2 separate regions of the Homo sapiens genome follow, and region 2 is linked to region 1. Evidence: read pairs that join two places in POLR2A ChIA-PET (ENCODE). Cell type or tissue: HepG2. All regions are shown on one strand. Links, peaks and the distances in the headings refer to the core of each region. The heading gives the core; the rest is flanking DNA. Region 1 has its middle 19 kb from the start of LINC01882. Region 2 has its middle 9.4 kb from the start of AFG3L2.

Region 1 (2,834 bases), core at 1-2,500:
CCAGCACTTTGGGATGTCAAGGTGGGTGGATCACTTGAGGCCAGGAGTTCGAGACCAGCCTGGCCAACATGGTGAAACCCTGTCTCTACAAAAAAAAAAAAATACAAAAATTAGCTGGATGTGGCGGCATGTGCTTGTAGTCCCACCTACTAGGGAGGGTGAGGCACAAGAATCACCCAGGAGGTGGAGGTTGCAGTGAGCCAAGATTGCACCACTGCACTCCAGCCTAGGCAACAAAACAAGACTCCATCTCAGGGTAAAAAAAAAAAAAAAGAATGATATAATGGACTTTGAGGACTTAGCCAGGGAGGTTTGGAGGGGGTGAGGAATAAAACACTACATGTTGATTATAACATAGACTGCTTGGGTGATGGGTACACTAAAATCTCAGAAATCACCACTGAAGAACTTATCCAGGTAACCAAAAACCACCTGTACCCCAAAAACCATTGAAATAAAAATTTTAAAAATAATTTTTTTAAGATGAGAGATCTTGCTATGTTGTCCAGGCTGGTTTTGAACTCCTGAGCTCAAGCCATCCTCCCACCTTGGCCTCCAAAAGTGCTGGGGTTACAGGCATGAGCCACTGCACCTGGCCCTACATCAATAATTTAAAAGTAGAGTTGTAAAAGTGGTTTTTGTATATGATTGAGTAAGTTGTTATCAGCTTAAAATAGATTATTACAAGTATAAGATGTCTCATGTAAGTCCCAGGATAACCACAAAGTAAATACCTATATTCTTTCAAAATTGAAGTCAATCCTCTGAAACCCTGCCGCTGCTTTGTCAACTAAGTTTATGGAATATCCCAAAATCCTTTGTTGTCATTTCAACAATGTACACAGCACCTTCACCAGGAGTAGATTCCATCTCAAGAAACCACTTTCTTTGCTCATCCATAAGAAGCCACTCCTGATCTCTTCAAGTTTTATCATGAGATTGCAGCAATTTATTCACATCTTTAGGGTCCACTGTTAAATTTAGTTCTTTTGCTATTTCCATCTTGCAGTTACCTCTTTCACTGAAGTCTTGAACTGCTCAAAGTCATCCATGAACGTTGGAACTGACTTATCTTAATGTTGATATTTTGACCTCCTCCCATGAATCAAAATATACTTAGTGTCATCTAAAATGGAGAATCCTTTTCAGAAAGTTTTCAATTTACTTTGCCCAGATCCATCAGAGGAATCACTATTTATGGCAGCTATAACCTTAGGAAATGTATTTCTGAAATAAGACTTGAAAGCTGAGATTACTCCTTGATCCATGGGCTGCAGAATGGATGTTATATTAGCAGGCATGAAAACAACATTAATCTCCTTGCACATTTCCATCAGAGCTCTTGGGACCAGGTGTATTGTCAATGACTGGTGGTATTTTGAAAGGAATCTTTTTTTCTGAGCGGTAGGTCTCAACAGTGGGATTAAAATATTCAGTGAGTCATGCTCAAACAAATGTGCTGCCATTCAGGCTTTGATGTTCCACTGATAGAGCACAGGAAGAGGAGATTTAGCATAATTCTTAAGGGCCCTGGAATTTCTGGAATGGTAAATATTGGCTTCAGCTTAAAGTCACCAGCTGCATTAGCCCCTAACAAGTAAGCCAGCCTGTCCTTTGAAGCTTTGAAGCTAGGCATTGACTTCTGCTTTCTAGCTATGAAAGTCCTAGATGGCCTCTTCTTCTGATAGAAGAATGTTTCATCTACATTGAAAATCTGTTTTTTGTTTTGTTTTGTTTGAGACAGAATCTTGCTCTGTCGCCCAGGCTGGAGTGCAGTGGCGCGATCTCGGCTCACTGCAAGCTCCGCCTACCAAGTTCACGCCATTCTCCTGCCTCAGCCTCCGGAGTAGCTGGGACTAGCCTACAGGCGTCCGCCACCACGCCGGGCTAATTTTTTTGTATTTTTAGTAGAGACGGGGTTTCACTGTGTTAGCCAGGATGGTCTCTATCTCCTGACCTCGTGATCCGCCCGCCTCGGCCTCCCAAAGTGCTGGGATTACAGGCGTGAGCCACAGCACTGGGACGAAAATCTGTTGTTTTGTGTAGCCGCCTTCACCAATTAGCTGGATCTTCTGGATAACTTGCTGCAGCTTCTATATCAGTACTTGCTGCTTTACCCTGCATGTTTACGGTATGAAGACAGCTGTTTTTTCTTAAATCTCATAAACCTACCTCTGCTAGCTTCCAGCTTTTCTTCTGCAGCTTCCTCACCTGTCTCAGACTTCACAGAATTGAAAAAGAGGTACAGCCTTGCTCTGGGGTAGGCTTTTGCTTCAGAAAATGTTGTGGATGGTTTGCTCTTCTATTCAGACCACTAAACTCTCCACATCAGCAATGAGGAGGCTGTTTTGCTATCATTTGCGTTCACTGGAGTAGCACTTTTTTTGTTTTTGTTTTTGAGACAGAGTCTCACTTTGTTGCCCAGGCTGGAGTGCAGTGGCACAATCTTGGATCATGGCAACCTCTGCCTCCCGGGTTCAATCGATTCTCCCACCTCAGCCTCCTGAGTAGCTGGGACTGCAGGCATGCACCACCACGCCCAGCTAATTTTTTTTGTATTTTCAGTAGAGATGCGGTTCGGCCATTTTAGCCAGGCTGTTCTTGAAATCCTGACCTCAGATGATCCTCCCGCCTCGGCCTCCCAAAGTGCTGGGATTACAGGCATGAGCCACCGTGCCCGGCCTGGAGTAGCACTTTTAATTTCCTTCAAAAACTTTTTCTTTGCCTTCACAACTTGGCTAGCTGTTTGATAGAAGAGGCTTAGTTTTGGGCCTATCTGAGCTTTTGAATGCCTTCCTCAATAAGCTTAATCATTTTTAGCTTTTGATTCAAAG
Region 2 (2,915 bases), core at 277-2,776, 340 kb before region 1:
GAGCAAGACTCCATCTAAAAAAAAAGGAGATCATGTCTAGCTATATTGCCCAGGCCAGAGTGCAGTGATATGACCATAGCTTACACAAGCCTTAAACTCCCAGGTTCCAGTGATCCTCCTGCCTCAGCCTCCCAAGTAGCTGGGACTATAGGCATTTGCCACCATGCCTAGCTCTAATCCTTTTCCTGTAAAAGGTCAATAGTAGTTACCCCACTTTTATTTCTGATTTTAGATATTTGCAACTTCTCCCTGTTTTCTTTGTCAGTCTAGTTAAAGATTTGTCAACTTTGGCCGAGTGCGGTGGCTCATGCCTGTAATCCCAGCATTTTGGGAGGCCAAGGCAGGTGGATCACGAGGTCAGGAAATTGAGACCACCCTGGCTAACACAGTGAAACCCTGTATCTACTAAAAATACAAAAAAATTAGCCAGGCGTGGTGGCGGGCGCCTGTAGTCCCAGCTATTTGGGAGGCTGAGGCAGGAGAATGGTGTGAACCCGGGAGGCGGAGCTCGCAGTGAGCTGAGATCGCGCCACCGCACTCCAGCCTGGACTACAGAACGAGACTCCATCTCAATAAATAAATAAATAAGTTTTGTCAATTTTATTTATCTTTTTTTTTTGAGATGGAGTCTTGCTGCTCTGTCACCCAGGCTGGAGTGCAGTGGCACAATCTCAGCTCACTGCAACCTCTGCCTCCTGGGTTCAAGCCATTCTCCTGACTCAGCCTGTAATCCCAGCACTTTGGGAATCCGAGGCGGGCTGATCACGAGGTCAGGAGTTCGAGACCGGCCTGGCCAATATGGTGAAACCCCGTCTCTACTAAAAAAATATAAAAATTAGTTGGGCATGGTGGTGCACGCCTGTAGTCCCAGCTACTTGGGAGGCTGAAACAGGAGAATCTCTTGAACCTGGGAGGTGGAGGTTGCAGTGAACGGAGATCATGCCACTGCACACTCTAGCCTGGGCAACAGAGTGAGACTTCATCTTAAAAAAAGAAATTTAAGAAGACTTAAATAAGTGAAAGGGTATTCCATGTTAGTGGATTGGAAAACAATATTGTTAAGATAGCAAAACTGCCCAAAGCCATCTACAGATTCAGTGCAGTCACAACTCTAAGTGCCTGCCTGCTTGCTTGTTTTCTTTATCTTTCTTTCTTTCTTTCTTTTCTTTCTTTCTTCCTTCCTTCCTTCCATCCATCCTTCCTTCCTTCCTTTCTTTTTCTTTTTGCAGACATGAAAATGCAATCTTCAAATTCATATGGAATTGCAAAGGGCCCCAAATACAACCTTGAAAAAGAATACAGTTGTAGGATTCATACTTCTCATTTACAAAACTTCATAAAATCAAAACTGTAGGTATTGGCATAAGGACAGACATATAGACGTACAGAATATAATTAAGAATCCAGAAGTAAATTCATACATGTCAACTAATTTTTGACAAGGATGCAAAGTTCATCTAATAGAGAAAGAATAGTCTTTTCAACAAATGGTTCTAGGAGAACTGGATGCAAAAGAATGAGTTGGAGCCTTACCCCTCACACCATATACGAAATTAGATTGATTTATTTACTTATTTATTTAGAGACAAAGTCTTACTCTGTCACCCAGACTGGAATGTAGTAGTGTGATCATAGCTCACTGCAGCCTCAACCTTTGGGCTGAAGTGATCCTCCCACCTCATCCTCCAAAGTAGCTGGGACTACAGGTGCACACCACTATACCTGGCTAGTTTTTTAAATTTTTTGCAGAAATAGGGTGTCACTATGTTGCTTACACTGGTCTCAAACTCCTGGCCTCAAGCAACCCTCCTACCTCATTCTCTCAAAGAGCTGGGATTATAGGTATGAGCCCCTGCACCCAGCCAAATTGTATATTTAGATGGTTTAAATGACAAATTTATATTGTAAATTTTTAGCACAATAAAAAAGAAAAAAATGCTTCAATTAAAAAAAAAGAAAAGAGGTCAGGTGCGGTGGCTCATGCCTGTAGTCCCAGCATTTTAGGAGACCAAGGCGGGTGGATTGCTTGAGGCCAGGAGTTCAAGACCAACCTGGTCAACATGGCAAAACTCCATCTCTACTAAAAATACAAAAATTAGCCAGGCATGGTGGCGCACATCTGTAGTCCCAGCTACTTGGGAGGCTGAGGCACAAGAATCACTTGAACTTGGGAGACAGAGGTTGAAGTGAGCCAAGATCACGCCACTACACTCTAGCCTCAGCCACGGAGTGAGACTCTGTCTCAAAAAAAACGCCTGTAATCCCAGCACTTTGGGAGGCCGAGGTGGGCGGATCACGAGGTCAGGAGATCGAGACCACGGTGAAACCTCGTCTCTACTAAAAATACAAAAAATTAGCCAGGCGCAGTGGCAGGCGCCTGTAGTCCCAGCTACTCGGGAGGCTGAGGCAGGAGAATGGCATGAACTCGGAAGACGGAGCTTGCAGTGAGCCGAGATCGTGCCACTGCACTCCAGCGACAGAGCGAGACTCCGTCTCAAAAAAAAAAAAAAAAACAAACAAAAAGAAAAGAAAACATGAATGAATCTTGAAAATAGTATGCTACACAAAAAGGCCACATAGTGTGTGAATCAATTTACATAAAATGTCCAAATAGGCAGATCTATAGAGACGGAAGCAGATAGTGGCTATATAGGGTTGATGGAGGGAGGGGAGGGATTGGGAAGGGTGCTAGCTAAGGGTTTCAGGTTTCTTTCCAAGGTGATCAAAATGTCCTAAGATCAATTGTGGTGATGGTTGTACCGCTCTTTGAATGACCTAAAACCATTAATTTCAACATTTTAAATAGATGAACTATATGGTATATAAATGATATCTCATTGAAGCTATTTTTTTAATGGGCAAAGGACTTGAATAGACATGTCCTCGAAGAAGACATACAAATGGCCAACCAGCAC

What was found. Peaks named below come from ENCODE experiments on the same cell type or tissue, not always from the same donor. Only the 100,000 strongest peaks of a DNase experiment are listed, where the experiment ranks them.
Region 2: POLR2A ChIA-PET joins it to region 1 with 5 read pairs; 5 of 35 experiments call an interaction of 5 or more read pairs at or near these places.

The regions. Positions count from the first base shown.
Region 1 is chr18:12,728,871-12,731,704 of GRCh38, forward strand. No RefSeq gene overlaps it. Among named protein-coding and RNA genes, the nearest start is that of LINC01882, 19 kb to the right of the region's middle. In HepG2, for the core only: no CTCF peak of the experiment used is centred there; a DNase peak (open chromatin) is centred at 1,511; H3K4me3 peaks cover 961 bases.
Region 2 is chr18:12,385,165-12,388,079 of GRCh38, forward strand. No RefSeq gene overlaps it. Among named protein-coding and RNA genes, the nearest start is that of AFG3L2, 9.4 kb to the left of the region's middle. In HepG2, for the core only: no CTCF peak of the experiment used is centred there; no DNase peak of the experiment used is centred there.